Linked DNA regions of Mus musculus: all the other regions are linked to region 5. Evidence: chromatin loops called from intact Hi-C (ENCODE). Cell type or tissue: heart. All regions are shown on one strand.

What was found. Hi-C counts contacts between places; a loop is a spot of excess contacts. Peaks named below come from ENCODE experiments on the same cell type or tissue, not always from the same donor. Only the 100,000 strongest peaks of a DNase experiment are listed, where the experiment ranks them.
Region 1: it touches region 5 in a loop (10-fold over the local background); 12 of 42 quality-filtered maps call a loop at or near these places.
Region 2: it touches region 5 in a loop (8-fold over the local background); 16 of 42 quality-filtered maps call a loop at or near these places.
Region 3: a loop joins it to region 5, with 4 times the contacts of the local background. A loop is called at or near these places in 2 of 42 quality-filtered maps.
Region 4: a loop joins it to region 5, with 8 times the contacts of the local background. A loop is called at or near these places in 10 of 42 quality-filtered maps.
Region 6: it touches region 5 in a loop (5-fold over the local background); 19 of 42 quality-filtered maps call a loop at or near these places.

What each region holds. Positions count from the first base shown.
Region 1 is chr1:91,598,298-91,603,297 of GRCm38, forward strand. No RefSeq gene overlaps it. Among named protein-coding and RNA genes, the nearest start is that of Gm28380, 10 kb to the right of the region's middle. In heart, a CTCF peak has its summit at 2,554 (motif pointing right); DNase peaks (open chromatin) are centred at 2,584 and 2,864; H3K27ac peaks cover 1,071 bases; H3K27me3 peaks cover 699 bases.
Region 2 is chr1:91,521,320-91,526,319 of GRCm38, forward strand. It overlaps Traf3ip1 (TRAF3 interacting protein 1), which reads left to right. Exons shown (of 15, transcript NM_028718.2): 13 at 1,512-1,588; 14 at 4,560-4,783. Among named protein-coding and RNA genes, the nearest start is that of Asb1, 17 kb to the right of the region's middle. In heart, a CTCF peak has its summit at 2,636 (motif pointing right); a DNase peak (open chromatin) is centred at 2,662.
Region 3 is chr1:91,426,452-91,431,451 of GRCm38, forward strand. It overlaps Per2 (period circadian clock 2), which reads right to left. Exons shown (of 23, transcript NM_011066.3): 15 at 4,527-4,689; 16 at 4,323-4,429; 17 at 2,933-3,097; 18 at 1,288-1,527. Among named protein-coding and RNA genes, the nearest start is that of Gm35591, 14 kb to the right of the region's middle. In heart, a CTCF peak has its summit at 2,364 (motif pointing right); DNase peaks (open chromatin) are centred at 150, 2,360 and 2,990.
Region 4 is chr1:91,872,059-91,877,058 of GRCm38, forward strand. No RefSeq gene overlaps it. Among named protein-coding and RNA genes, the nearest start is that of Gm46242, 5.1 kb to the right of the region's middle. In heart, CTCF peaks have their summits at 1,433 (motif pointing right) and 2,812 (motif pointing left); DNase peaks (open chromatin) are centred at 513, 2,773 and 3,463; H3K27ac peaks cover 1,127 bases.
Region 5 is chr1:91,752,710-91,757,709 of GRCm38, forward strand. No RefSeq gene overlaps it. Among named protein-coding and RNA genes, the nearest start is that of Twist2, 46 kb to the right of the region's middle. In heart, a CTCF peak has its summit at 2,584 (motif pointing left); no DNase peak of the experiment used is centred here; H3K4me3 peaks cover 355 bases; H3K27ac peaks cover 784 bases; H3K27me3 peaks cover 400 bases.
Region 6 is chr1:91,571,642-91,576,641 of GRCm38, forward strand. No RefSeq gene overlaps it. Among named protein-coding and RNA genes, the nearest start is that of Asb1, 34 kb to the left of the region's middle. In heart, a CTCF peak has its summit at 2,746 (motif pointing right); no DNase peak of the experiment used is centred here; H3K27me3 peaks cover 566 bases.

The DNA of each region.
Region 1 (5,000 bases), 150 kb before region 5:
CACGAAGGTTTTCCTTTGAGGGGCTTAGTTCTGTTTTTTTAAAGATTCTTATATGGACATAATTGATTTATTGATCATGAAAAGAGTATTTAAACATGAAACAACTGAGGAAATTATCTAATTTTGGATTAAAAAGGACTTGAGGCTGCGTACCAATTGTCCTCAGATATTTGAAGGTGAAGGGACAGAGTACTTCGGGGGGGGGCGTTGTGTATTCTTGGTCACAGGAAGATCTCTTGGCAAGACGGGGTGGAGGCAGGCCTTCACGGGCAGGGCGGGTGGTCCGTGGTGCGTTTGATGTGATGGTGGTGATGTTGTGAGCTTTCTAACACAGCGGTAAAATTCCAAGACTGCTCGCTCTCAGGGAGGAAAGGCAGCTGGTGGTAGAAGGAACTCTTTTTTTTCTCAGGAAGCTACCAGAGAAAGGAAGAGTAGGTGACAAGCCCAATATCCCTTTAAAAGATGCCTCCATGATGACTTAGCCTCTTCCCCAAAGGCCACACCTCCAAGGGCTTTCATTGTCTCCCAGAAGCGCTACAGGATGGAGGTGGGCAAACCTTAAGCACACGGACTTTCAGGGGACATTCAAAGTCCAAACCATAGCAGTGGTGATGATAGAGAAGGTAAAGGAGGCTGATGATGGTAGAGATGCTTACAGTTTTCATGGAGAGGTTGATGCTGATACAGAGGATTGTGTGGGTGACTTTTTTGTTGTTGTTGTTTTGTTTTGTCTTTTGAGGTAGGGTTTCTCTTTGTAGCTGTCCTAGAACTTGCTCTGTAGATCAGTCTGGCCTTGAGCTCAGAGACCCACCTGCCTCTGCCTCCCGAGCACTGGGATTATAAGTGTGTGCCACCACACCTGGCTTGACAGCTGTGAACTTCAACATCCTTTATATTCACATTATCTTGGCAGGGCATAAACACTAATTTCTTTTAAAATATTTTTATGTATATTCATTTATGTGTACGTAAGGGGGCATGCACATCCCACGGTGCATATGTAGAGGTCAGAGGGCTATTTGTTGGGGTTGGTTTCCTTCTACCACGTGGGGCCCAGGGATGGAACTCCAGTCATCAGGCTTGGTGGCAAGTGCTTTTATGTGCTGCACCATCTTTATGTTCTACAGACATTTGTCCCTATGTCCAGCTTCTACTGGCATGGGCTCTCTGGAAAACGCTCAGCTGTTACCACATTCAGCACTGAATGAGGCTAAGAAAACACGTGGTGTCTGCTGGCCAGAGACAGAGTTGGAACTTGACACAGACCTCCCCAGCCTAGGACTCCATCTCCTTCATCTGGAGTGTTAGCATCTTCCTGTAGACCAAAGACACCTGGGAAAGCGTGACTGTAGCCCCCTGCACTCGGGCTTGGGACCTGAACCATGTGGGGCGAGGAATAACACAGAGGTCAGAGAGTGTTCTGCAGGAAGCTCTGTGCCTTGTGTCCTCTCCTCCCTTAGTGATTTCCCAGGATCCTCTTCTGGCTTTTGTGTCTCTTTTTACTTTTTCCCCAGCTCTGAAATACAGATGCTTCCCTGAACTCTTAGTCCCCAGACTGCTCCACAGGTGCTGTGGTTCTAAGCCTCAGCCTCCAGCTTGACGGAGCATCCTGATGGCCCAACGCTGCAGTTTTGTCTCCGCCTTCTCAGAGCTCCCCTCTTGCAGTCACACTATCCTTCCCCTCCCTGATGCCACCCCCTACCTTGGAACCTTGTTCTGGAGGGACTCTCTGGCCATCACCTGAGCATTGAACCCCAGGTCCTCTGCAGCTTCAGGGCTGTCCTCATGCCCCATGCCCTCTGCATTAGCACCTGGCACTCAGTGTGATTGGTTTCTTACCCTTTGTGTTGCCCCTGTGCTCTGCTCATGACCCTATAGGGCTTCTGCCGTCTTAAGATGGTATCTGATCTCTGCCACTGGTCTCTCCATTACTCTTGGGTTTTTCATATCTTTCCCGCTGGAGTTTACAGTCTGATTCAACACCCAGACTGTGTCCTTGGCTTGGAATGACTTTCCCTTTCCTTCACGGAGAAACTCCACTCCTTCATTCTGGCCCAGGAAGGGCATCAGTCTGCAAGGTATTTGCCCAATTCTCTCTGGGGTGCCACATTCCTGCTTGCCCTTCCCTCTGTTTCTCTGATGGCTGGGACCCTCCTCTTTGCCTCTCCCCCAGGGTCTCTGTGACAGTCTGTAACAACACTAGTGATAGGGCTTTAACAACACTAGTGATGTCCCTTCCTTTTGGTGCTCCGAAGGATGCTCAGGGCACTTGCTGGGTGTAGCAGAGCTGGGATCATCATCATTCAACAAGCATGTGTTGTGAGCCTCTGTCTCCAGCCAAGTGTGCAAGCCCAAAGCCTGCAGGCAAATGGCAGGAGGGTGGTGGGCTAACACACTGCTGGGGACTCTGCACCTTGGGCTTGAGTGAGTGAAGCTTGGCCAAGGGCCTGCAACCCCAGCTGCTCAGGGCAGGGCACACAGGCTGCTCTGCTGCTGCACTGAGGTGTCATGGACACCAGAGGGCTTGGCAAGAGTCAAGTCTCAGCCTGTTGGCAGCAACCACTGTTGAGAGGAGCACGCGGCTCTCTCTGTGTGAGCCCAGGTCTGTGGGGACAGGAGAGGGAGCTGCTGAGCAGCTCCCGGGGTGCCTGCTTTCTCTCATCAAAGGCTCAGCTGGGTAGCAAGGGCACAGGGACTAAGATGGAGGCTGGCTGGGTGAAGCCAGCATCAGTATTAGGCAACAGCCCCAGATCCCTTTGTTTCTATGCTCCTTCCAAAGTGGCAAAAGATCAAGGCCCCAAGCTTGAAATAACAAAAGGGAAATCGCTTGCAGACTGTGCATCTGGAGGCCAGAAGGACTGCGAGAGCTGTGCACAGAGGGATGGGGGAGGGGCAGGGTCTGGACCTGATTCATAAACTTTCCTGAGCTCCCATGGCCTGGCAGTATGGGCCGAGGTTGGCCCGGTATAGCTCCTTCCACTCGCAGTGGGGCACGGTTGCAACACCTTGCCCCTGGGCTTTGGGATCCTGTTGTTGGCTGGGTCTGTGTGCAGTGTCATTGTCAACCTCCCCAGGTCCCAAATGCTTGATTTGGGTCACATCCTGGGGCTGAGGTTAATGAAGATCTACTGCAGATCTCTGCAGCCTAGCTGGTGACATGTATAGACACCTGTCCATGATTACCAGGGGCCTGAGGAAAGCCAGTTTATAGAGCCCTGTGGGCTTGCCTTGCTGACAGACAATAGGGCTTCCTCCTGGGGCAAGGGTGTTATACACAGGGCACCACACCTGGGCCCTGAGTCAGAGTGTGGGCCTCATAAGGACTGACTTCAGTGAACTTAGCCCACCTGCTAGTTTGTCCTGGGGTTAGGACTTTCAGAGGACTTTACCCAGCATCAGGGCTGAAGCATTCTCTGCAGAAGTGGGGAGAGCTGGGGTTTCTTGTCTATACGCCATAGTTTGGATCACTCAGAAGTCAGCCAGCATGACTATGGAGGACATCCAGGTGGCAGCTGACACTCACACATTGCTGTCACTGACAAGAGACTTGGCTTCCAGGCCTGGCACACCTGGTTCCATCCCATGCTTGGCCCAGGTGGGTTTTCTGTCCTTGTCAGAAACAGCTGGGGTTGGGAGCTGATGAATGGGTTGTCTGAGGTCACACAGCTGGCCAATAAGAGCTTCGAATCTAAGCCTCCTGACAACCAACTGTGGCACTTTCCAGAATCCTTGTCTCCTGAGACCTCAAGCAGTCCAAGCCCTTTCTCAGAAAGCCATCTTTCTAAAATGCTGTTTGGGTCCCATCACTTTGCACTTTAAAAGCTGGCAGTAGCCCTGGTCTTTAGAGGTTCTTTTGGAGACTGGGTGACAGTCGACCAGGGTTCTGTAGAAGTTCATGGATCAGCCCTCAGTGAGACATGGCAGAGGCAGGCTGTTCATTGGCCATGTGTGTCTTGTCAGCTGTCCGGGGTCCTGGGTGTGTCTCCTTAGGGCTCAGGCACTGGGTGGACCCTGATTGTACGATATTCTAGCCAGACCACCAGTAGGAGGCGCTGCTGTGGGGGTGAGGGTGGGTGGGTGGGTGGAGAGAGGTGGGGCTTCTCTGACGCTGTTTCAACTATTGCTGGTGAGGATAAGACTGGGCAGGATAAAGCTGCAAGTCAGGCAAGTGGAGGGAGCACTTGCTGAGATTTCTAGGGACACCTGTTTCAGACCCAGACTGCATCCTGCCTCCCTCCCTTAGGTTGGATCTGGCATTCTGAGGCCTCCTTAAGCCTCTATTTTCAGAGCTTTGGGAAGTAGAGCCTCATTTCCTGGTTTATTTTCTCATTTTAGCGGGATTTGCATCAGGGGTTATACACTCCTTAGTCTGCCACAGTGAAACAGAAGTCAACTGACTGTTAATGTCAGGGGAAAGATGCAGTGTAAGTGAGCACCCGTTCAGATGCATTTACACAGTGACTTTTTTAATGGCAAGACAGTGAGGCTGAGTCCGTCTGCTCTGTGGTTCCTGTTGATGCTTGCACGACGGACTTTCTCACTGCAGCAGGGAGAGCCAGGGGGTTAGCAAGAGAGCGGGTGCATCTGATCTGGGAAAGTGGAGCTCTCTGTACAGCAATGGGCACTGGCTTGGGGCTTCCTGTGCAGTAGTTGACTGTAGTGGCATTTGCCCTTCCCCTGCCCAGCATCCTTGGTGGACCATGGTCAGAATCTGGTCAGGGCCTGGAGCTGGGCTGGGGTTTTCCAGTGTAATGTCCCCAGTGTTGCTGTGGCTGGAAGGATATTGTTTCTTGGTCTGGTGCTTGGATTCCTAGGTGCTGATGGTGACGGGCTTCTGCCTAAGATGTAGAGGCTTCCCTCCCACAATGCTCATCTTCTCTCCAGTCTTGTTCCTTATATGGGGTTGGCCTTTCTCAGGAACCCTTTGTTCCCCGTGAGTCCTGACGCTTGGTGTTTGCTTGTCGTAGGCTTCCAGACCTTCTGGAACACACTGATTTGGA
Region 2 (5,000 bases), 230 kb before region 5:
ACACTGTTGCTGCTGCCATGTGGGCCTGGGGGAGCCATAGAACCTGAGATCAGAGTGGACTCCAAGCATAGTGGCATCGTATCTTGTCTTTCCAAGAAACTGTGTCTATACATGCTTATATGCACACATGAACATGAGAATAGAATTTGTTATGTAGCCCAGGCTGTCCAAAACTCTCCATTTTCCTGCCTTAGCTTCCTCAACAATGGAATTCTAGGCATATGCCACATCCAACTCAGTTTTGGTTTTTATTCATGTAATTCTTCCTGTGGCTTTAAGGTTAACTGTCCATAGCCAGCTGCACTGAGAGGTGTACATTTGTTTTGTGGTTGTTGTTATTTGCGGCAGGGTACCATTGTGTGGCTCTGGCTGGCCCAGACTTCACTGTGGAGATCTCCTTTTGATCATTTTCTTGCTTCTGTCTTGTGAATGTTGGGACTATAAGTTTGCACCACCCCACCCAGTGCTGAGGTCTAAGACTTCTCCTTTGTTCTTTCTCCCTATATTCCTCTCCCTGATAGTGCAGGTGAAAATGTGACTGGGGGTGGGGGTGGGGGTGGGGTTGAGGGCTCATAAGAGAGGGCAGCTCATGATAGAATGTTGACTGACATTCTGACACTTCTCTCCATCCCCCTATTATCCACCGCTTCACTCCTCTTCCCGTAATGTTCCTAAGCCTTGGAGGGCGGATGAGGGGTGCGGTGTAGATGTCCCACTTGTGGCTGAGCTTGTGTTGACACTTTGGTTGTGAGTTTGCACATTAACCATCGTCTGTGCATACAGACATACAGACTTAGTGGGTAGTTTGATGCTATGTCCTTTTAGTAGAAAAGAAGTTTTCCTCTGGGGCTGGCAAGCTCCCCAAGCATAAGTTTTGGGCCACATGTACAGGACTATATTGAACTTTCCTTCTGTGCAATGGGTCTCAAACTCAGTCAGAAAGTGGCTGGCTGCCTGCATAACACTGGTGCCACTGTAGCACCCATGGGTGCATCATGCCACACTGGCCATTGTTGAAGTTCACAGGGTTCACAGCTCGGTTACAGTGTTGATAATACCACACCCAGCATCGTACATATTCTTGTAAAACGGTATTTTTAAGAAGATGATTTTTCATAAGTAATTTACACCATGGAGAATTCTAGAAGTTTAGTATTCCTGCCCAATCTAAAAGAGGCATCAGCACTGTGAAACCATTATAATCGCTGTTTGCATGGGTAGTTACATTTTGGGGTGTTAATCACATTCCTTTTTTATTTCCAAACCTCCTATCTGTGACCCTGTGACAAGCCTTTGGGACCCTGTGACAAGCCTCTGGGACCCTGTGACAAGCCTCTGCCAGTAGAAGGTGCTGCTGTGGTTTGTCTTAGCATCCGAGGAAGGCATTTTGATATGGAAAGAGGAGGGATGAGAATTCAGCATTTATCTCATCTTGAGATGAGATCCAAGAGTAATGAGCAGCTCCTGGGGCAGATAAGAAGCCATAGCTGAAACCTACTGATTTTTAACAGGTGGGCTCGTGAAGAAGATCTTGGAGACGAAGAAGGATTATGAGAAATTGCAGCAGTCTCTCAAGCCTGGTGAGAAGGTAAGGAGCAGGCCTGACATGGTCGTTTGAAAAGTCCTTTACATGTTACAGTGTTCATTGATTTAAAATCAGTAATGCAGGTCACGCGCTTCAGTGCCATTCCCCTCATAGCTGAGGCACAGAGAGCTCGCAGCTCTGGTCTGTGGAGTCCCGTTCCCCGGCTCCCTAGGTGGTGTTTGGGTAGCAGCTGTTTGGGAGGCTGCTGTGTCTTCATTGCACAACGTCCCTCTGTCCTGGCCTGCTCATTCTTCCTGGCTGCTGTGACAGTGACAAGCTGACTCTTGGCCCTGGGTCAGTGTGGACTGAGAGCTGGGGATTTGTAGGCCTGCATCTTACTGTGAGTTCTGTGTGTGTCTTGCTCCTAGGGCCTTTCTTACTGGCACATACTGTCCTGTCTGCCGTCAGCCCCCAGGAAGGTCAGAGGCAAACACAGGAAGCTTCCGCAAAAGAAAGGCTAAGTCATACTAAGTAGGAGAATGGGACATTGAAACACGGTGAATGAGTTGGTGACTTCGGTGGTTTCAATGAGAATGTCCCTTGTCAGATCTGACATCTGAGCACTTGGTTGTCAGTTGTCGTTGCTGATGTGTGCAGCCCCTGCAGTGAGATTGCACTTGTTACCTTTTATGCCTTGTAAGGCTGAAAAGTCTGGTAATTTAGCTAAGATCTCTGTGAATTTAAGGCCATCTTGATCTAGAGACTGAATTCTGGAACAGCCAGGGCTACACAGTGAGACCTTGTTTTAAAAAAACAAGCAAATAAACAACAACAACAAACCAAAAACAAAATAAACAATACAAAACTGAGGGAAAGCCCGGTAATTCCCATTCAGATTGTATTAGTTTCCTTTGTTTATTTCTTCGATGACTTTCCACCTGTTGTAGCTTCAAACGCTTCACCTCCGAATGACACACACAGCCTTCTCATGTTGCGTTTTAATTAAGGCAAACAGTCTGCAGCGAGTTCTGTTTAACTGAGTTCCCTATGAGAGGGATTGTGGTCTCTCGGTGATGGGGGTGTCACGGCACAGATTCTTACTTGACCACTAGGTGGCGTGGTGTCACCAGCCATGTCCCAACTCTCAGGGACCGCTCTAGAGCGTGGTCTTTGCTGCTGATGCTCAGTCCCAGACACAAGTTGTTTTTGTTTGTTTGTTTGTTTGTTTTTTGTTTTGTTGTTGATGGTGGTGGTTTCTTTTTGGTTTTGGCTCAGTTCATCTGTGGTTCTTATATTCTTTGAGTTGATTACTTAGGGACATTGTTTCCATTGACATTCTGTGGGGGGTAGGGTGGGAGGACAGAGGGGACATACTTATTGTTGTTTCCTCAGTGACCTTAATAGCAGTGATATCATAGTAGTAGCAGCAGTAGTAATTATATTGCCATGATTTGTTACCTTCACAAAAGCTTAAAGAGGGGTCTGTCAGTTTGGGGGGACTTGGGGTTGCTTTATAAGGAAATAAGGTGATGACTTTTTGTTCTTAAGTGCAGAACACAGTCATAGTGTCTGTCATGTGGCCTGTGCATTCTTACCTTGTCTGCATAGTCATTCAGGGGAAGGAGGCTGGGCCTCAGAGCGAGTGCGTGTGCAGAGCTCCGGGGGCACAGCTGTGGTGGGCTGAGTGTCTGAGGCTGGAAGGGCTGAGTTGGTTCTTGGTGAAAGTGACACTGACATTGTTTCATTCACAAGTCGTAGTAGGGGGCTGGTGAGATGGCTCAGTGGGTAAGAGCACCCGACTACTCTTCCGAAGGTCAGGAGTTCAAATCCCAGCAACCACATGGTGGCTCACAACCATCCGTAACAAGATCTGACTCTCTTCTGGAGTGTCTGAGGACAGCTACAGTGTACTTACATATAATAAATAAATCTTTAAAAAAAAAAAAAACAAGTCGTAGTAGTTAAAAGCAAGGTTGTGGTGGCCAGAGCTGGACTGCACGGTATCTGTGTCTCTGAGAAGGACTGGTGCAGAGGCTGCCTGTGAGATCCAGTTGCTGAAACAGGATCCCGGAGTATGAGACTGGCCCGTGTGGTTTCAACGACGCAATGAAAGACTTCTACTTAAAAAATCATGAGCGAACCCTCCATCTCCTAAGCTATGCTTGGTGCACTCCTGTCATCCCAGCACTCAGGAGGTGGAAACAGAAGGATCGGGAGTTCAAGGTCACCCTTGGCTACATAGCATGTTTGAGGCCAGCTGAGACCCCATCTCAGAACAAAACAAAACCCAGACCTACCAACCAAAGACTGCCATGTGCTTCATACTCGGCCCCTGCCTGTGGGTTGCACCATGGACAGTTGTCGCGAAGGCCTTTATGCTCAAATCTGAGTTGAATGGCTTTTAAATGCAGATGTAATTAGCTTTCTTTGGTGCTTACATGCCTTCTAAGCATGGGTGGGAACCCTGGAAGCTGTGGGCCAAAACACAACTTTCTCCCTTCAAGTTGTTTTCCCCACGTTTTCTGTCACAGAGACAGAAAGCTGAGTAATGCACACATGACCTAGCAAGTGTGCATCAAAGCATTTACTTAGAAAGAATGAAACTTACATTCACACACAAATCAACCGTCGTCAACCCAGTTTCTCCTGCCTGGCACCAGGCATTGCTGATTAAACTGCACTTAGAGCCACTGGTGCTCCTGGACACACTTTCATGTACTCATTTCCATCAGAACGTCACCTTCAGTGACGTGTCTCTGTGTCTCTTGTCCCTCTTCTGATTAGATTGTCTGCTTGCTGCTACTGAGCTTTATGTTCTCTGAATTGTGTTTACTGCACGTGTCTTTGTGCAGTGTATGATTTGCCAATATTTCCTTTGTCATCTCAGCTCCTTTTTAAGGACTCTGCAGGGTAAACTTTGTCGTTTCTGATAAGTTCATCAAGTTTCCCTTCTGTGGGACCTGCTTGGGGTGCTGCCTCTAACCTGTCTAGCATGATCCTAAAGGCATTCTCTTCCTCCCTGCTATATCCAAAGGAGAGATCACTCATCTTTGAGTCAGCATGGAAGAAGGAGAAAGACATCGTTTCCAAGGAGATAGAGAAGCTCCGCGTGTCCATCCAGACCCTGTGTAAGAGTGCGCTTCCCCTGGGAAAGATCATGGACTACATCCAGGAGGACGTGGACGCCATGCAGAATGAGCTGCAGCTGTGGCACAGTGAGAACAGGCAGCATGCCGAAGCCCTGAGCCAGGAGCAGAGGTGGGGGCTTCGGACAGACGGGACGACCGGGTGACGGGGGGTGGGGGGCTGAGTGAGATACTGACAAACTCGGAATTGTAACGGAAAGGAAGAGAATAGCTCCTGGAGACAGGATTATTAGAGAGGTACCTGGTGTTTGTAGAAGCATGTGACTATTAACTTGTAGGCTTTTGTCCTTCAGAACATGTGATTTGACTGAATGAGAATCTCCAAGTCC
Region 3 (5,000 bases), 330 kb before region 5:
TGCTCTTCATTCTGTCTCATTTCCTCCTGCAAACGTTTCCCCTCAGAAGGAAGGGCAGCGGTTGAAGTGCTAAGTAGAGACTGTTGTCAGGACTTCCTGGGAGGTTGTGTGATCCACGGAATGTACACACGGCTGGGTCTGGGGTGTGTGGGAAATGGAACTATGTACACTTGGGTCTGCTCGGGATGGATGGGTGTCCTTTCATTTCCACTGAGGTTCCTGCGTGTGGCAAGACTTTGTGGGGAGGGGGTTGGGAAGACGGTGGGAAGGAAGCCTGGGAAAAGCAGCCCTGGCTGGGGACGTTGCTCAGAAGCAGGACAGCATGCTCGCTGAAGACACAGACAGACAGACAGACAGACAGACAGACAGACCAGCATGCTCCCTGAAGATGGTTCAACCCCTGCCTTCAAAAGTAAGAAAGACAGAAGAAAAGATATGATCTTTAAAAGAGGTCACAGCTTCCTCAGTTCCTTCCAGTGTTTGTGGGGCTGCTCCTGGTGGTGTCTCCTGGGCCTACTAGCTGTGACCCTGGACCAGAGCCCCAGAGCCAGGAGAAGAGCTGCTATCTCTGGCCAGTGCAGCCCCTTGCCCCTGGGATACAAAAGGAGGTTTGTCTTAGGAGCCAGGTGAGTGTGTGGACTGAGCCAGATCCCACTGCAAGTGTGTGGATAGATGGATGGCCAGACTCAAGAACCAGGCCCCTGTAACAGAAAACCTTCAAACCACCCGGGGATTATGGGCCTAAAGAAACGTTTCATATGAGCTAATGGGTTTGGCTGAGGTTTGGATCCACAGGGCAGCCCCAGGCCAGGAGGGTGAGTCCACATGAAGGGGAAAGCCATCCCCCATTCCCAAAGCTGCCTGCTAAAGGTTTCAGGGCACAATGCTCATTCTTTGCAGGTTGAACTTACTCCAGGGTCTTAACTGGGGGTGAGGGTAGCCTCAAAAATCTGCTGAAGCTAGCCTAGCACTCTGCGACTATTTATGGTATTGTTCCCTTGGGAACATGAGGCTGTGTCCTCGAGAGAGTTCCCATGCTGCATGGCCAGCAACGTGGCAGTGGCTACTCCACATGAACACCTCCGACCTGGGCACAGCTCAGTATGTTAGCACCGGATACAGATCTCCCAAGCACAGTGCTAATGCAGGCCTGACAGTCCCCACCTGCCATTCTAGCACTAGGGAGGCTGAGGCAGGAGGATTATGGTGAGTGCCAGGCCAGCATTACCTTAAAAAGAGAACAAAGTGTTTAAAAAACCCGAATGCTCAATTCACGTCAGCGCTCACCTCGATCACTCGCCTGGGCTCGGGACCGCTCCTGGAGATAGTTCTGGCAGTGAGCCTGCAGGGCACTGAGCCTGCTCACCTCCCTGAACCTCTGCAGGAAGCCCTGCTCCTCTCTCTGTGTATGTGCAGCCAGAACTTCCTTGGTGAGGCCCAACTTCTGAAGAGGCCCCTTTTCTTGGCTGAGGCCGCCGGCCGCACCATCCAGGGACTCGGGCCCACTGGCCATATCTTCTACCGTCTCTGCAGCAAGAAGCGGGCTCTGGTCAGCATGTGCTTGTCAAGTGCAACCTACTGTATAGACAACTCACACCCTGTTGACTCATGATGCCCACAACTGGGGGCAACATTCCCCATGCCTGCTTCTGATTTCCAAAGGAGTCCTAGGCAGCAAGCAGCAGGCAGAGACCTGAAGATCTACTTCTACTCTGGGCCTGAAGACATTCCAAAGCTGCCTTCAGCTTTGATATATAAGGGAAAGGGCCAAAGTACTACTACATCTTCCGGATCTCAGGGCCATGCATGGTGGCCACTGTGATATGTGGTCTACAGAGCAGAGAGGTCAGGGCATGCTGGTCAAGCCCTTGGAGATCGACTCTTACAGGTACATTGTTTCTTATCATTTCCTTCTTTCTGGTAACAAACAAGCTTATAATTCTCTGTGCATGCTTGCTTGCTTGCGTACATGTGTATGCATATGTACACATGCAGGCGAAGGGGTCAGAGGTAGGTCCCCACTGAGTGTCCTCCTCCCTTGCTCTCCACCTTACTTTTTGAGATATGGTCTCTCATGGGACCCAGAACTTACCATCTTAGTTAAGTTGACTGAAAGTGAGCCCCAGAAATCCCCATCTCTGCCTCCCTAGTGCTAGAATTACATAGGAGTCCACTGTTCCTGGGTTTTATGTGGGTCCTCATGCTTGCTCAGCAGGCACATCAGCAACTGACTCATCTCCCCAGCATCAAGGCCTCACGAAGAGCACTCAGTCACAGTCACTCTTCTTACTATGTGTTCTGGTTCTTTCCCCTATGTAGAAATGGGGCCTGCGCCTTATGGAACAGGCACTCAGGAAGACAACCACCACCAGGTGGTGCCAGAGCACAGCAGAGAGTAGTACTTGGGCCCTAACTGGCCATATCCCACCTCCGAATTCTCAGTACCCAAAAAACCTTTACCGGGACTTTTCTGATAAGTTTGAATAAGCATAAAAGTTCAAAGTGGAAGTTAGCATTCTCACTTTTCAGTCAGATGTATGTGTGTGTTTGTGTGTACAGCACTTGTGTGTGTGTGTGTGTGTGTGTGTGTGTGAGTGTCTGTACACGTGAGCCAGAAGAGGATGCCAGGTGTTCGTTCGGTTACTTCCCACCTTACTTCTTTGAGAGACAAGGCTGCTCACTGAACATGGGGCTAGGCTGGTGGCCAATAAGCTCTAGAGACCCTCTGGTCTCCACTCTCAAAATTTCTAGACTTACAGGCACGCTCATGACCATGGCCCACTTTTTATGTGGGTGCTGGGGATGTGAACCTGGGTTCTGATGCTTACGTAGAAAGTGCTCTTATCCACCAAACCATCTCCCCAGCCTCCAAAGTTTCCACCTGAAACTCAGGCTGCTGTTGAAATTCCCCAGGGATCTGTGGCGTACATACCTAGCTCGGGCTGTGGCTTTTTGTCGCCCACATGCACGATGGTGCTGCTGTAGCTGCACTGGCTGGTGAGGGACACCACACTCTCGGCCTTGCCTGGCAGCGTCAGGGAGCTCAGGTGAGCACTGACCTCTGTGTGGCTGGTCACCTTGGAGGGCCGCGCTGCCTCTTGATGAGAGAAAAACAGAGGAAAACACATATGCAGGATGAATATCACTGTCCAGTTAAGGAGCCAGAGACACAAGGGACCTATGGGGCCATGCTGGCTGCACCCCTGCCCCAGGGATGCTTGATCCTGTCCACAGGAAAAAGGTGAAGAGGAAATGACGGGAGCAACTTGAACTTCACTCTCAGAGTCCAGGACCTCTGTGTTTGTGGTGTGTGTGTGTGTGTGTGTGTGTGTGTGTGTTTGGGGGGGAACAAAAACATTTCGACCGGTGGTTCTCAACCTGTTGGGGGTGTTGTCAAATGCCTTTCATGGGGGTCACCTCAGATCTTTGGAGAACATAGATATTTACATAATGATCCACAACAGTAGCAAAATTACAGCTATGAAGTAGCAACAAAAATAACTTTGTGGCTGGGGGTCAGCCCAACCTGAGGAGCTGTACTAAGGGCCATAGCACTGGGAAGGTTGAGAGCCACTGCTCTAGATGGCTGTGGGTCACACCAGGGCCCTCTGGAGGGGGTGATCTGGGCTGTCCACCCTGCTCCATGCCCGGCCACTCACTCTCTTGTGCTTCGTTTAATAAACGAGACACTCTATTTCTACTTTAAAATTTTTCTATTACTATAATAATAATTATTACTGTGTGTATGGACTCGTGTGCCAGAAGACAGCTCTATGGATCCAGGTCGGATCTGGGGATCAAACTCAGGCTGTCGACCTGGCACGGCAGCCACCTGACACGCAGAGTCATCTTGCCAGCCTTGTTTTTCTTTTTGTAATTTTCTGAGAGAAAGTCTCATTGTGCCCAGGCTGGCCTCTGCCAGCCAAGTGCTGAGATTGTTGGGCTGAGCTTTCAAATGGAGCATGCTAGTATTCACAGGCAAGGGCTCCTCTAGATAGACTAGGAGGTGTTTGCTCCAGAACCACTGAGGCTAGCACAGTCACAAGAGGGAGTGGCGCTCATGGCTGCCCCCTGGTCACCAGGCAGGCTTCCCAGGTCCCTGTTCTAAAAGCTGGGGTGACTAGACCTTGACCTGCAAGAAGGGTATTTATCAACTTTCTAGCAACTTTGGCCACTTAAAAGCATTGCTGGTGTATCTACAAGCTATGAAAAATTAATTTAGGGGGAAAAAGGGACACCGGAGGGTTTATCAGATGGCTTCTGACCCCATCCTGGAAGATTGAAGGGGTCACAGGTTAGACAGTTCTGAATGGAAAGTGTACCTCCAGAGTGCAGCCCGGGGCTGACTGTGGCCTTCCGGGATGGGATGTTGGCTGGGAACTCGCACTTCCTTTTCAGGGTGGCTGCCTCGCTGCAGCTCTCCAGGTACCTGCACGAGGGTCAGAAGGCATCACGTGGGTGGGTGGGTGGAGGGTGTGAGGAACGAGGACACCAATGGCAGGAAAGATCAGAAGTATCCTGTGTACCTGATGACACTGTCCAGGCAGCTGATCTGCTGGTAGGAGCAAGGAGGCTGGTTCTTATAGGCTAGTTCCTCTGGGAAGCTGGCCTTGGGTAGGCTGGCCCCTGAGCTGTCCCTTTCTATGGTGGTGACAGCTTTCACCTGAGCTGGGGGGCTGCTTTGCATTTCTGGAAAAAAAAAAACACACACACACACATACACAATTTTTTTCATTTACTACCTTTTATCTGTCAAAAGAAATGTTTGCATATATATCTATAAAGCATTTTATTCCACTCAAAGACAGGAGTAAGGAGTCATAATGTACAGATACGAGACCCCAGTGACAGTCTGCATCCAGAATCCCTGTTGGTGGGACAGTTGTGGAACTCTGGAGTGGGAGCTTAGAGTAACCTACCACCCAGGCAAGGCAAGGCCTGCTTCTGTCTGGGCTTAACTGCACATGTTAGGACCATTCTCAGGGCTCAGAGCTCAGGGT
Region 4 (5,000 bases), 120 kb after region 5:
GTGGGAGTACTCCATGGTGATCATAGGTGTGAGCCTACGGGACCTGCCACAGAGGCTGCGCTCATGCATGGTCCCATGGGGTGGGTTGTTTCCTCTCTGAGACGGAAGTCTTTCATTCCAGAGTTTATTGGTGGCCTCTGGCCCCTGCTCATGCTTGAATGTCACTTCCCCACAACATCCCTTCACCCACTCTGTTCCCTCCATGGCTGCCTTCTGCCCTGGCTAATACCAGGCTGTGCCTTCCTGTTGGCTGTTGTCCTTGTTCTGTGTTCTACAGCCAGGTTAGCATCTCTTTTGTCCGTGTTCTCCCTCCCACACCAAGGTAAGTGACAGCTGACGATGCTGTCATTTCAATCCAGGGACAATTCCACACTAAGCAAACTCTCCGGCAGCTCACTGAGCCCCTCCCCACGCTCACATAGATGTGAGATCCAGAAGGTGTTTGCTTAAACCCCTGACCTACATTCTCCATCACGCAGTCATCCAACCTGGAAATGGCTGGGCAGCCGCATTGCCAACACAAACAGGGCTGCACTGTGCTGTGCTCTCAGTGGCTCTGCACCCCTCCCACCTTCTCTGCCTGCCTGGGCCACACACCCATCAAGCAGGAGGAGGGCACCTCCACTGTGATACCCTCCCAAGGACTGCAGATCAGGCTGATTCCTTTGCAGTGGGGTCTCTAGGGCCTGGCTCTGCCCTAAACATACACGCAGCTCTCCCGAGATTCCTTGGAAGCACAGGACAGAAAATCTCACGTTTCTCTTCTAGCTTTCAAATGCAAGCTGGGGCTGTAACTAAGGGGTGTGGCTTGGGGCTGAACAGTCTGTAAAGACTCTTCTAAAATAGACAGGAGGCAGCTGGAGGCTTTGCACCTCTGTCTTGTGGCTTTCAGGGGGACCCAGGGCCTGCAAGTCTTAGGTTCTAGTGTGAGAAGAGGTTACTTACCACTGTTCTGATCAGCCTGACTGAGGCCCAGGAAATAAAGAAAAAGCAAATACAAGAACAGGAAACCTGATGGAGAAGCTGTAATACCCCAGAAGCTGATGTGTTTATTATAGAGCATTTGGCAGGGGGGACTATAGCATACAGCTGTCCATGGAAGTGGGTATATTACAGAAAACAAGGAGTCAGGGTTATTATATACAGCTGAAAAGGGAGACAGGTTTTGCTCATCTCAAGAGAAGCAGAGCTGTCTTCGAGCTGTAAACCTCCCTTGGGAGGATGTATGGTGGACATTTTCTGTACACATTATCAGCATCTACACTCAGACCTGAGGAAGACTTTGCCACCTCCACGGGGCTGAGGCATTAGGGGTCCTTGGTATGTGGCTATGTCCATATCAACAGCACACATATACCCAGGATTTCACCTCACTGTTCTGCCCCCCCCCCCCGTAGGGGGCGGTGAGAACAGGTAAGAAAATGCCCAGAGTACAGGGGGTTTCCTACAGGGACCCTGAAATGCTGGGTTTTTCCTCTATAGATATGGCAAGCCCAGGGAAGGGTGGGTTTTGTAACCCTCAGCCCCCTCCCCCAAGGTGTGCACCCACTAGGGAACCTCGGGGGCCTGAAGCCTGTCACTGTTCAGCACTGGCTGTTTCACGGAGCCCTGGGGAAAGGCTCCAGTCAGCTTCTTCCTTTCCCATCTCCATCTGGTACCCAGCTCCGAGCTCTCCTCTACACAGTCCCTGAGACAAGACCATGTGATCTCCCAGCTTCTTCTCAAAACATCCTGGCAGCTCCCTGGCTGGAGACCCAGTGGCACTAAATAGAAATTTATGTGACAGGCCTCAGGGGAAAAGCCCAGAGGAGTTTGTTTAAAAGTAAATTCGTCAAGCCGAGCTGAGTCAGGGTCTGACCTCCAACCTCTGCTGACCCTCCCCAGCAAGGGGGGAGAGAGTCCAGCTACATCAACAAGCCACACCAGGGGATCCCACTGCAGACTTGTATCCCTTTGCCACCAAGAGATTAGCCCTGAGGTGACCGCAGCTACCCACACGTCAGGTCCCTCGGTTGTTACCTGGAGCATCTCCAGTCCTCACTGTCCTCCTTCCTCCAGTCCTCACTGAGCTGCCCCACCTTTGGCTCCCATGCTTTCCCTTATCCTGGTGCCCACCTACTCAGGTAAACCAGGGTCTGCTCAGCCCAACGAGCGGAGACCATTTTTCTTGCTCTGGCTATCAAAGGCAAATCCATGTGTGGCCACACAGACAGGGAGAGTGTCTGCTTATCTGGAGGCAACCGGCCTGTGTAAGCTTCCTTTCAATGCCCCATACCACCCTCTATTGATGTTCCTGGGACCAACAAGCCATGCCAGGACCAGGACTAATGAACCACTAGCATGGAGCACCAAGGAATCCACAGACAGCTGGCTGCTCTCACCTTGAACACTAGAAGGGGATGAGGGATGAAGTAGGTTGGGGTGCTCCTGGCAGAGAAGAGATTGAGGGAGGGGCGCAAGTCTCAGACCTCAGGTGTACACGTAGGTAGGGTTTTCCCGTTCTGCGGTTCTAGGGCTTTAGAGGCCAAGGTTCAGGTCATTGTTTCTCCAAGAACATCTGTCTGCTTGGCCCAAGCCCTCTGCCACAGCCTGGAGTCCTTGGCCCAGCTTTCTTAGCCACCCTTTAATGAAGCCTGGTGCAACAGGTTAGACTGACCCACCCTCACCCAATGCCCATCTTGTCTCCTCGGCCCCTTTTCTTCACCTGCTCTGTGGCAGCCAGAGACCTTGGGCTGTGTGGTCACATGGGCTGTTGACCATCTCAACCACACTGAAATCTCCTCTGCCACCTGGTGGCTAAAGCTCGCAATTGCTGCTGTTCTGTGACTGACCTGGAGCTGACCACTTGGGCAACTCTTAGGTCCTTGGGGAACAACCCAGAGAACTAGTCCCCTTCTGAGTCACAGATGATGAGAAAAGTTGTTATCTGTGAGGCCCTGTGTCCCTGACCCTGACAGAGTCCAACAGGGAAGCAGAGGACCTACCTGAGAAGACCCTCAAGCCCTACCGTTGGGAAGGAGATGTGGATACAGGATCCACAGGGTTCCTAGCCATAGTAACCCCCAAGAGCACCATGAGTACTGTAGTCTTTCAGGATGAAGGGCTCTCCCACAGGCCTGTCTCGCCTGCAGCAAGCCTCCCTGCTGTGTGTACCTGTGGGCACACCCAAGGGCCAGAGTGGCATAATGCCAGCTCCCTCTCCCTTGCTTGCTCTCAGCCATAGTCTTCTGTGGACCAGGGTATGGAAGTACACAGAGGTCCCAGCTCACACATAAACCTCCACACCAGCCCTATCGTCTCCATAGCGATGACCCAGAGTGCAATTGGAGAAGCCTTTCCAAGACCCCAGACTGCACCCTTTCCTGTGTCCCAGGGTTGGGCTGAGGAAGTGGCCAGGGTACATCCCTGGGCTCACTGCCTGGAACTCCACCCCAAGTAGCTAAATGTAGTTACCCCAGAACTCAAGGGCCCTGGAGAGGAACACTAGCCCCACAGCAGGCCCACCCTTTCAACTCCTGAGGCAGGGGCATAAACGCTTGACCCTTTCCCTCATGGACAGTACAGGAGCCCTCGGGCCTGAATCCACCAACACCACAAGCATGCGCTCAGGATTTCCTTCATTATGTTGTTCTTGGCCTGGGTTCATCATGCATAGTGTGGGTTTGCTGGGGACAGTTTCTTTCATGTGCATCATTGTGCTTTGACCTTATTGGCTCCTTCATCCCTTCAGTCCTCCTCCCCTTTCTTCCTCAGACTACTCCCTTCCCATAGTCTCCATCCTCTTCATGTGGCTAGAGATATATAGGTTTACACACACACACATACACACATATATACACACGTGTGTGTGTGTGTGTGTGTGTGTGTGTGTGTGATATTTGTCCTTTTGCATCTGCTTATTTTACTTAACGTGATCTCTGGTTGCATTCTGTTTTTCTAATAAGTGGTATCATTTTGTCCCTCTTCATGGCTGAGTAAAACCCCATGTGTGTATGGACCACATATTCTTTATCCATCCATCTACTGACAGACAAGCTGGTTCCCTGACTCAGCTATTGTGACTAGCGTCTCAAAAAGTGCAAGTGTGGAGGTGTTGCTGTGATGTGCCTACAGTAGATTCCTCCAGGTCTCTACCAGGAGGTAGGTTCTCTGTTTGCTTTAAGGAATCTTCATACTAATTTCCACAGTGGCTGGGCTCATTTATATCCTCACCAACAGTGGCTAAGGACTTAAGGACTTCCTTTTGGCCCCACCAGCATAGAGGGGAATCTTTTGTACGTGTGGAAGCATTCACCTGTGCAAAAAAAATCTATGGCTGGGGCTGGGGCTGGAGCTGGAGCTGGAGAGATGGCTCAGCGGTTAAGAGCACTGACTGTTCTTCCAGAGGTCCTGAGTTCAATTTCCAGCAACCACATGGTGGCTCACAACCATCTGTAATGGGATCCAGTGTGCTCTTCTGGTGTCTGAAAACAGTAGCAGCAATATATATATATATATATATATATATATATATATATATATATATATATAGAGAGAGAGAGAGAGAGAGAGAGAGAGAGAGAGAGAGTGTGTGTGTGTCTATGGTCAGTGAGCTGCGGCAGGATGAGAAGGTAGAATACCTGGCAGAAAGAGAACTCTGAGAGATAATCAGGTACTGGAGTTTTCACCCCAGACACAGAAGAAGATGGTCTCATAAAACAGAGGACCAGGTAACCAGCCACATGGCATGGCTTAGAATAAAATAGATGGGTAATTAAGTCAGGAGCTAGTCAGGGAACAGAGGCAAGGCTGTGTGCCTAGGCATTTATCCATATATAAGAAGCCTGAGTTCTTATTTCATGAACCTGGGTATGGGTAGAAAGGCCCAAGGTTACAGATGGCTTTAACTTAACTACACACCAGCATTTTTAGCTTGATTTCTTCCTTCTTTTCTTTTCTTTTCTTTTCTTTTTTTTTTCTTTTCTTTTTTGTCTTGTTGTTGTTCTGTGTGATAAAGCTAT
Region 5 (5,000 bases):
CTCTCTGTCTCTCTCTCTGTCTCTCTCTGTCTCTCTCTCTCTCTCTCTCTCTCTCTCTCTCTCTCTCTCTCGCCCTTCTAGGGCTCCCATTCACAGCCCTGAAGCCCCTTGAAGTTCTCCAGCACCTTGCTGGCTTGCTTTCGCTAACTTTCTAAATTCTTTTCTTTGTGTTTTCCTCCAGGTAGTTTCCAACACTGTCTTCCAATCCACTGATAGTCTCTCATGCACCTAACAATCCATCATCAAGCCATCCCTGTTGTATCTGATTTCGGACACCACAGTTCTCAGATCTAACGCTCACTTTGTCTCTCGTGTATTTTCTGAGTCTTCGCTTCAGATTTTTGAACATATGGGGCACAGTTATGGTAACTTAATTTCTCCGTCTGTCAGTCCTAACGTCTGTGCCAGCTCTGGTTTTGTGTTTTGTTTGGCTGATTGGTTTTCTCCTCGTTACGGGTCACTTTTTTTTTTTTCCTGTTTCTTTGCCTGACTGGTGGCTTTTGATTGGATGCCAAATACTCTGAATTTCATCTTGTTGGATGCCGTGGGTGACTTTGAACTTCCTTCAAGATGCAATTGAGTTTCCTTCTGTTCTGGAGTCCTCCTTTTGACTTGTTAGCTGGGATCAGCACCTCTTTCATCGAGGGCTCGTATTCCCCCCTGCGGGGGCTAATGCAGAGCACGCTGCCTGCTGCTCCCAAGGCTTCTAGGTTTGTGAGTGGGAACAGACACGACAGAAAGGTCTGTGTGGAAGTCAGGCATGACTCTCTCTCTCCCTCAAGGTGACACGTGGGTAGTTTCTTTACCTGCATCCATTGCTCAGATGGTGGGGAGCTTCTGCCTACCTCATCTCTGGGGTTCTCTCTCCTCTGGGACTCCATGATCGCCCCACATTCTTGACTCTACTTTCGCGGTGGTTAGCGGCCTGGTGGGCTCAGCCTGGTATGGTGTCTTGAAGGCAATGCAGTAAACGGGGTTATTCTGGGACTCACCTTACACCCGCCACCCCACAGTGACTGCTGGCCTTCAATGTGTGCTCTGGGGTTTGGAAACCCATTGTTTCATACATTTAGTCCGTTTCGTTGTTTGTTTCTGTGTAGGGAAAGTCCCCTATGACTCCATGTGGGACAGGGGGAATTGGCAGGGTCTCCAGTTGTTTTGGTCTCCCTGTCTGTACTGGATCTGTCTTGTCTTATTGCCTCAGTACCTGAAATGGCCCAGGCACTTGGTAAATGTCAGGTGCACATAGGCTACATGAATGAACGAGTACATTAATTTAGCCAGGAAGTCCCAGTGCACGTGCAAGATAGCTTCCCAAGCTTCAGGCTGTAACCTGTATCTTCCACACTGATTGGTGCATGGGTCTGTGTCCCATAGACGTATTTACCAAGGTCAGAGTAGCTTTTGAGTCTCTTCTTGCAGCACCCTGAGGCTTAGTAAACTCTGTCTTGCCCACACGAGGCTTTCAGTGAGTGTTCACTTAGTGAGGAACTCACATTCAGACGTTTATAAATGCATATCATAAGTTGGGGCTGAAATATGGACACAACACATTTGTCTTTGAGCTCAGTCGTGTCCAGTCTTTATTTTTAGCCCTGTTTGATGATTGACAGCACTGGGCACAGCTGATCACAGGCAAAAGGATTATGTACCTTTGGGGAATGTACCATCACTAGTGTGTGGGGCATCTATGGGACAAGGAAGGAGAGAGACTGTTAAAACGAGCATGTAAAAAAGCTCTTGAAAATCAATGAAATAAAAGTCCAGTGCATGCTTTGGGGAAGAGCACCAGAGCTAGCAGAAACTCGGTTCCCCCAATGTCACCAAGGCCATGGATAGCATTTTTAGGGCTGTCAGTCACAGAGTCAGGCTGATGGGGTCTGGCAAGCAGCAGATACCAGAATGGCAGCAGGTGTCAGCCTTGAAGGAAGAAATAACATCTCCTGCAGGACGTGGAGGGTATTCCCAACCACAAAAGTGGCTGTGTCATCAAATGAAGACACTGTATCAGGACACAGGACATAACCCCCCAGTGTCCACCAAGGTAGAGGAATAACGTGTTTGAGCAAAAAACATCAATGTTTCTTCCTTTTCTTGTTAACATTGCAGTTTTCAAGTTACCCAGCATTTCAGAAGGTCACACTGAGGTGACATCAAGCCCCAGTAGTGAGTGAGCCATCCCTGCTTCTAGGTCTAAAAATGCCGCAGCTCTGAGCCTGCCTTTGAGAGGCAAGACTGTAAGCTGGTCTGCTGGCCCTGCTTAATTCTTCCTTCCAGCATAGTCAAGTACCTGACTTGAAATCATTGTTTCATTGTTTTGTGAAGTCTGTTGGGTGATTGCAAATATTCTGGTTTTGAATTGTCTCGGTTCTCCAGCCGCCCGTGCCCCCCTACCCCCCCCCCCCCGTGAGTGCTCAACCCTTGAAAAAAACGTGGGAGCTCCCCCACCCCCCTGGAGCCTCCAGGGACAAGACCCTACCAAACTCCGAGGAAAGAACAAAGCCCCCTCCTTGAAGGAGGTGCTCAGCGTCATGCTGGAAGATTCCGGCGAGCATCGCCCCCTTGTGGTCTTGCCGCAGATGAAAGACTTCAAAGGCAAGTGGACAATGTGTTCTCTATTAGGAAAAGGCTCAACAGAACCTCTTCTTTCCACATGTGTGAGCACATGCAGGGGCAAGCCAGAGAGATGCCACGACACAGAGGATGCAGTACTGTCCTCTGCAGTAAGGAAATCACACTAACCACTAACCTCAGATTTTAAAAATGGAATTCCAAAGTCTCAGGGTGTACAAGCTCAGGGGGCAAAAGTCTGAAATGGTCTGATTCAAGAGTAAGGGAGACTGGACCCCAAAGAAGTAGAGTGACTGGCCTAAGATCACACAGCCAACAGTTGGTGGTTTTGTAAGTAGCCTTGCTTATATATGCAACACCTGCCCCCCAACTAGTCTTACTAACACCACTTTCTCTCAGATACCCTGAATTGCTTTTGTTTAGCTAAGGTACTAGTTAGTAGGGGCTACTTGGAGGCTCAGGAGCAGGTGACAAATGCAGGTTTTCTTGTGTTTGTGTTATTAGTTAGTGTGAGGTTAAAATGTTATTTCTATTTTATTGTGATAGAATATAACAGACACACACACACACACACACACACACAATGGTATTTCCCATGCTACCCATTTTTAAGTACACAGTTCAATGCACCGACCACACTCACTCATAATGATGATTTCTGAGGAGCTATCACTACTCAGAAATCTTCCCAGGCTAAGCCCAACTCCATTCGACACAAACCGCTGGTCTCCCGCTCAGCCCCGGAAACCTGCCATCCTACTTTGATATAAAGAACTTTCGGGACATCACACACATGATGCCACATGGTATTTATTTACATCCTCACATTCTGATCTCTTGAGACACTGTCTTAAGTGTGTGTGCTCACTATGAAGTCCATGCTGACCCCAACTTTGCAGTAATCCCCCTGCCTCAGCCTTCAGAGCTCTGGGATTAGCGGCCCGCACACCACCATACCCTGTGATAGTCACTGGCAGCATTTATCATTTGTATATTGCTTATTTCCTGGAATACAGCATCTTCTCCATGTTACAACCTGCACTAGAATTCCTCCCCACTTTAAGCACAAACATTTCGTTATCCTGTAATGACTCCTATTTATTGGCTCCCTATTTGGTCACTGGGTTACTTCTGCAGCAGCAAGCAGGGTGCTGCTGGAGGACCGTGCACCTGCTCAGCGGAGTTCGGTGGCTGGAGAGTTCCACACTTTTGCCTAAAATGGGTCTGTGTCCTTGTGGAGGAGGGTGTTCGACAGGCCTGGGCTTCTCAAGGCATTTTATCATGGCTATCATCTGGGCTTACAGAGATTTGGGGGGTAACCTAAAACATTGCTCCTATCCTGGGCTCTTTTGACTAGGCCATGGCTGGGGCTAAATTCCCAGCCAGATGATATTTGTAATCTAGATTTGAACTCAGAAGGATCGGGAAGCCAGAAGTCCCTGTCTTTAGGGTAGATTTTAAAATGCAGGAAACATGCTGGTTTGTGGGGAAAGGACTCCTAAACTAGCAGGTATCAGGGGGAATTTTCGGGTCTGGTGTGGTTACCGCTGAGGTCGGGAAGCCCAGTGTGACCACAAAACTCGGCATGTTCTGTCACTCTCTGCCTTTCCCCTTTGTTGACTTTTCAGGAAAAATACAAAATGCACTCTCTGTTACTGCTGGGTTTGGGCTGAACTTCCCAGCCCCACTTTCCAGGGAGGCCCAGGGTCCCATGATTGAGGGCTTTGAGAACATCCCCCCTGATTAGCTCTAATCAATGGTGAGCGAGGGTCACGGTGGGTGTCAGTCTTTGCTTGTGCCTGTGTCTGCAGCCTTGGTGTTTGGAACCTTGGTGGACTCAAAAGTGCTCTCTCCCTCCACAGCACTTGTGTAAGCCTGGCCACTTCCCTCAACGCGTAATTACAGCCCAAAGCTAAATTCAATCATGTACCTCCAGCTTGTTCCCTGCCTCCTGGAAAGCTTACTTTTCTGAATCCTGAAAAAAAAAAAAAAAAGCCATTTTTCCACCCAGCCAGCCTGTCTGTGTCCTTCCAGATCTGCCAAATGTCTTCTTCTCTCCAGTTTACAAAGAGGCCAACTCCTCGGTGCTCTGCGCAGCCCAGGCCAGGCTCTGGGGTCACAGGGATCAGGGCAGGAGCCAGCTCCACACGGTGCTGATGTACAGTGTCCGATCCCTGAAAGGCTGCAGTAGACCCTCAGAAGGTTACCTAGAGTTCAGTGGCGTCACTCAAACAGCAAATAGGTGAGCGGCGCCGTAAAACACAACGAGGAAGCTCACAGACCGCAGATTTTCGAGAACTCCAGCAAATAGCTTCGGAAAATGAAAGTGCCATAAAGAGATCTTTCCACGGGGGACCAGGACGTGTTGTGTGAACTGGATGGCGGCACAGAACTCGAAACTTTGATAGCCTTGACCTGTTCTAAGCGAC
Region 6 (5,000 bases), 180 kb before region 5:
GGTCAAGGGGACGATGCTGGTGTTGGTGGATGGTGGGGATAATGGACATAGAGCTGACATTAGGCTGTTTAGGAAGGGAGATGCTCTGAGCCTGGATGGCTAGAGATGATAGTGAGGAAGAGGAGGGTGCCAGGGTGAGGCCTAGATTTTCACTTTGTGCTGCTGGATATCGCATTTTGTTCATGGGGCTAAGAGATGCTAGGAAGCTTGGCTTTAGAGATACTGAATTTGAGACATGGCAAGATACACAGGATAAAATGTGGGATAAGTTAACGAGATGTAGCATTTGGTACTCAGAGGTGGGGTCTGGCTTCTCCCCTTTCATCATTCTTAGGTCATATGACAGCCACATACTTCATTAAACACTAACACAAAATCTTCCGGGGGGGGGGGGGAAGCCATAGCCTTTGCTACCATTTGAATGGGACCCTTTATTCCCTTGTTGCAGAATATTTGTGTCACCCACAGACTCTCACTGAAAACCTGGCTGCCAGCATGATGGTATTAGACAGTGGAGCTCTGGGCACTGACAAAGCCATGAAGTAGACCCCGCTGGATGCGGCTGGTGCTCTAGGACTAGAGCCGTCCAGGTGCCTTGCATCTTCCATTGAGTGAACAAACCACGAGAAGACAGAGCCCATGAATGCAACTCTATCCAGATGCTGAATCTGCCAGCACCGTGGCCTTGGACTAGCACCTTCAGGAACTGTTAGAGGTGGTTCCTGTTGCTCTTACGCCCCCCGACTCTGGCACCCCACTTGTTGGAATTTAGTAACAGCAGGAACAGACACCAATTTCCTTCAGCCACACCCACTTTTCCTTTTCCTCCCAAGCATGAGTCAAGCATCTCCAAACGTCTCTGGAAGACAGTTCCTCTCCGTCTTCGTGCCCATGATACTGAAGTGGCAGCTCTCTATCTGCCTTGTGCCTCGTTGGCAGGGGTGACTCAGGTGGAACACACTCATCCTGAAACCATAACAAGTCACTGGCCTGAAAGTGTTCTCAAGTCCAGCCGAACACATGCAAGAAGTTTCTTGGTTCCTCTTGAGGGCTAAACGGTGGCCCTGCCTCCGAGCCCCTGCTTCCTCTGTCCGCTTGGGCCATCTTGCTCTTTGTGGTGAAGGGTTCCATGCAGGTGTGGAGCGGCTTGACGGCCTCCTTGTCAGCAGAATGTGAAGACTCAAGTTGCCTCTTTTCCCTAAGTGCTAAATCAGTTTGTACTGGGGGTGCTTTGGTTCAGGCTCATTTCTCAGCGGTTTTCTGGGGCGTAGGTGAATCTCTATGGAGGTACTCTGTTAGGACCATGCACACACATCTGTCTGAAAGTCCCTTCTCTCCTTCCTTTTTTCCCACATGTTTGCCTGCCACTGCCTGTGTCTATGCATGCAGTGAGGACAGAGTATGTAGTTCGTGAGCATGCCGGAGGTCAGAGGTCAATGTTGTGTCTTCCTCCACTGCCCTCCACCTTATGTTTTTGAGACAGGGTGGCTCATAAGCCTGGAACTCACTCCTTGGCTAGATTGCCTGGGAAGTGAGCCTCTGAGATCCCACCATCTCTTCCTTTCAACACCGAGACTACAGACTGAGACTGCCTGCATGCCTGCAGTGTTGGCAATCCAAACTCAGCTTCTCATGCCTGTATAGTCAAAGCTTGACTCGTGGAGACATCTCTCCAGCCCGTCTTTGCTGCTTGCTCCTCCTCTCCTCTCCTCTCCTCTCCTCTCCTCTCCTCTCCTCTCCTCTCCTCTCCTCTCCTCTCCTCTCCTCTCCTCTCCTCTCCTCTCCTCTCCTCTCCTCTCCTCTCCTCTCCTCTCCCCTCCTCTCTCTCTCTCTCTCTCTCTCTCTCTCTCTCTCTCTCTCTCTCTCTCTCTTTCTGTGAGCACAGTGTATGTATGTACTGCATGTATGTGTTCATGTATATAAGTATGGACATGCATGTGCCACACACACATGTAAAGGTCAGAGGACAATCCTGTTTGAGACAGCATCTCTTTGTTGCTGTGCCACTCCATATGCCCGGCTGGCTGGCCTGTGAGCTTTAGGGAGTTCTTTCTCTACTGTGGGGTCTGATCAGTGTCACTGGGGTTGAGGACACTTATTACCACACCTGGCTTTGCATGGGTTCTGGGGACTTTAGGCTCTCCCAACTGTGTTCTCTGTGCTTTATCCACTGAGGCATCTCCCCAGCTCCTCTCGTTCTGTGAGATTTTCTCCAGCTGTTTCTCCAGGTACTTCTGTCTTCCCAACTATGTCCAGTCTGCCTGGCAAGTCAGGCACTGGGTCAAATTCATTGATTTTGACTAAGTTCTTCTCACAGGTCCCCTGTGTTTTTGACTTGAGATGTTCTATACCGGCCTTTCCGTCCCACCAAAGTCTACTCAGCTGGAGATGTTTTAAGTTCCCATTACTCCAAAGCCTTCCTCACATCTTCTGCATTTTGGCATCTTCCCAAAAGAGTATCGGGTCTTAAAGTCCCCACTGGCACAGGTTAGTTTTGTCTGCGTCTGAGTTTTCTAGTAATAGACTGCACTGAACCAGCTCTGCCCATCCTGCCTCTCCACACTGATCTCTACAGCCCCGTATTTTAGTCATCGTTTTGTTGTTGCTGTTGGACATTTGTTTTCTAAATGGGATTGTGACCAGTAGATATGAAAATTAAAAGAAAAGGATTTATTTTTATTTTATGTGTATGGTGTTTTGCCTGCATGTTTATCTATGTACCATGTGTATGCAGCGCCCACAGAGGCCAGAAGAGGGCACAGGATCCCTTGGAACTAGATGTTTGTTAGCTGTTCTGTGGGTGCCAGCAAAGGGAACCTCTCTGTAAGAGCAGCCAGTGCTCTTTACTGCTGGGCCATTTTGCCAGCCCAGGTGGTGGTTTCACCCATGTTGTGCACTGAGGTTGTATTTTGTTTTTGAGCTCTGAATGATGTTACCATCCTTCTTAAAATGTTCCCTTCTGCTCACTACAGGCAGTTAGATTAGTGAGGATCAATTAAACCAAGAAGGTAGTGAGCTAACAAGGCAGTCAAGCGCCTCTGTGTCTTGCTCATCCTTTCTTGCTCTCGATGTTCCCTGGTGCCCTAACCTAATCTCTCCATAGCAGAGAGGCATGGGTAGAATTCTAGGTAGCCTTTTCAGACACTTGACTTTCATTCTCTCTTCCTAGGGCAAACTGGCCATCACCTTGAGGAGGGAAGCAACACAGCGTTGTGCTCAGTTTCATGAACTCCATTTGGCTCTAGTGTGCATAGATCTTGGCTGACTTAACAACTCCGAACTCCATTTTGCTCCCTCAGCACTGAGACAGCTTGTGTCTTCCCTGGAAATCGGCTGAACTTTCCCAACTGGCAGGGGAAGAACAGCGTCTTGAATTGATATTGACATAGCCCTTGCCCAGAGCATGTTTGAGAGAATGAATGGGGTGGGTGTCTGGCACCCACATGGCTGTTCTTCTCATTACCTTTGCCTTGTTAGTGCATTTTTGGAGGATGGAATACATCTTCTAGAACATTGGTATTTGGTCCCTACAATCACCACTCAGGCCTAGGGCTCCCTCAGTTCGAGCTTCCTGGAGTCTATGTGTGATCCACGAGACCCTCAACATATGACCACATGGCTCCTGGGTGTCATGCTCTCTTCCTACCCTATGTGAGCATAGTGACCCCCCGATCGAGAATCTGGAAGCTTCTTAGTGCCTACTGTAGGTGTGGACCTAGCTCCCAGGTCTGTGTTCTCACATCTGGTTCCTAGAACTTCTACCAAACGCACCTCACTCCTGACTCCCACCTCAGCCTCCTGGAGCAGGGATGATAATGTGTCCCCCCTTCCTGTTTCCAACAGCCCAGGGCTTCCTTGCTTCTCAGAGCTTTGTGTCTCTGTCTTGTAAATAGAAATGTTGGCATGGCTCTCTCTCTCTCTCTCTCCTCAGACTCCCTGTTGCTGTGGACTGAACCCTGTTCGTTGAAATCTTGGAAGTGCTGTCCGTCAGTGTGTCTGGATTTGGAGATGGGCCCCGAGGGAGTTGAGGAAGCTAAGTGAGATCATTAGGGTGGACCCTGATCCACCGGGCTGGTGACGTAAGAAAAGGAAGAGACACCAGCGGAGAAGCTGGGTGAGGGCAGAATGGGAGTCAACCGCTGAAGCCAGATGATTGCTCTCACAGGTGGCTGGCCGCATGGCATGATGGTCTTGCACTTCCAGCCCCCAGAGCTGTGAGAGAATAGATTCACATTGCACCATTTGCTGAGTGTGAGGGTATGTTGTTAGGGAAGCCTGGACTGCCACCTCTCACTGAGCACTGACCCCACCCTGAGAGAGTTCCTTCTGCTACCCACTTTACCCTATACTGGGGAGACCACACATGCTTCCCCGGTTTATTTTTTTATTAAGAACATGGCTTTGGTTCATGTATGCCAGGTCAGCTCTCTACCAGTAAGCTACACCACCAACCCTCTTTATTAGGCTCAGGGTCTCACTTAGTTATCATGCTGTAGGCAAATCCATGGTAGCACTTGGCTCAGCCCAGTGTAGCCTTGGGCTATATTAGAAAGCAAGCTGAGCAGGCTGTAGAAGGCAGGTCAGTAAAGGGTGTTCCTCTATGGCTTCTGCTTCAGTGTCTGCCCTGAGTTCCTGTCTTGGTTCCCCTAATGAAGGACTGTGATCCAGACATGGAAGCCAAATGGACCCTTTGCTCCCCAGGGAGTGTATGTGTGTGTATACACATGCATACATACATTTATGTGTATACATACACACATATGTACATATGTGCATGTATATGTATATTTACATAGACATGCACATATGTACATATGTATATGTATATATGTATTTATATTTCATATTTAGCATGTATACATCATAGCCCTCTAATCCATATACCCCATACCCTCTACACTCTACCCCCACAATCATGCACACTACAAACATTCATCAAGTCCCATATCCTCCCCAATCCATATCATATGTGCCATATACACAATGTTCTCCATACTCTT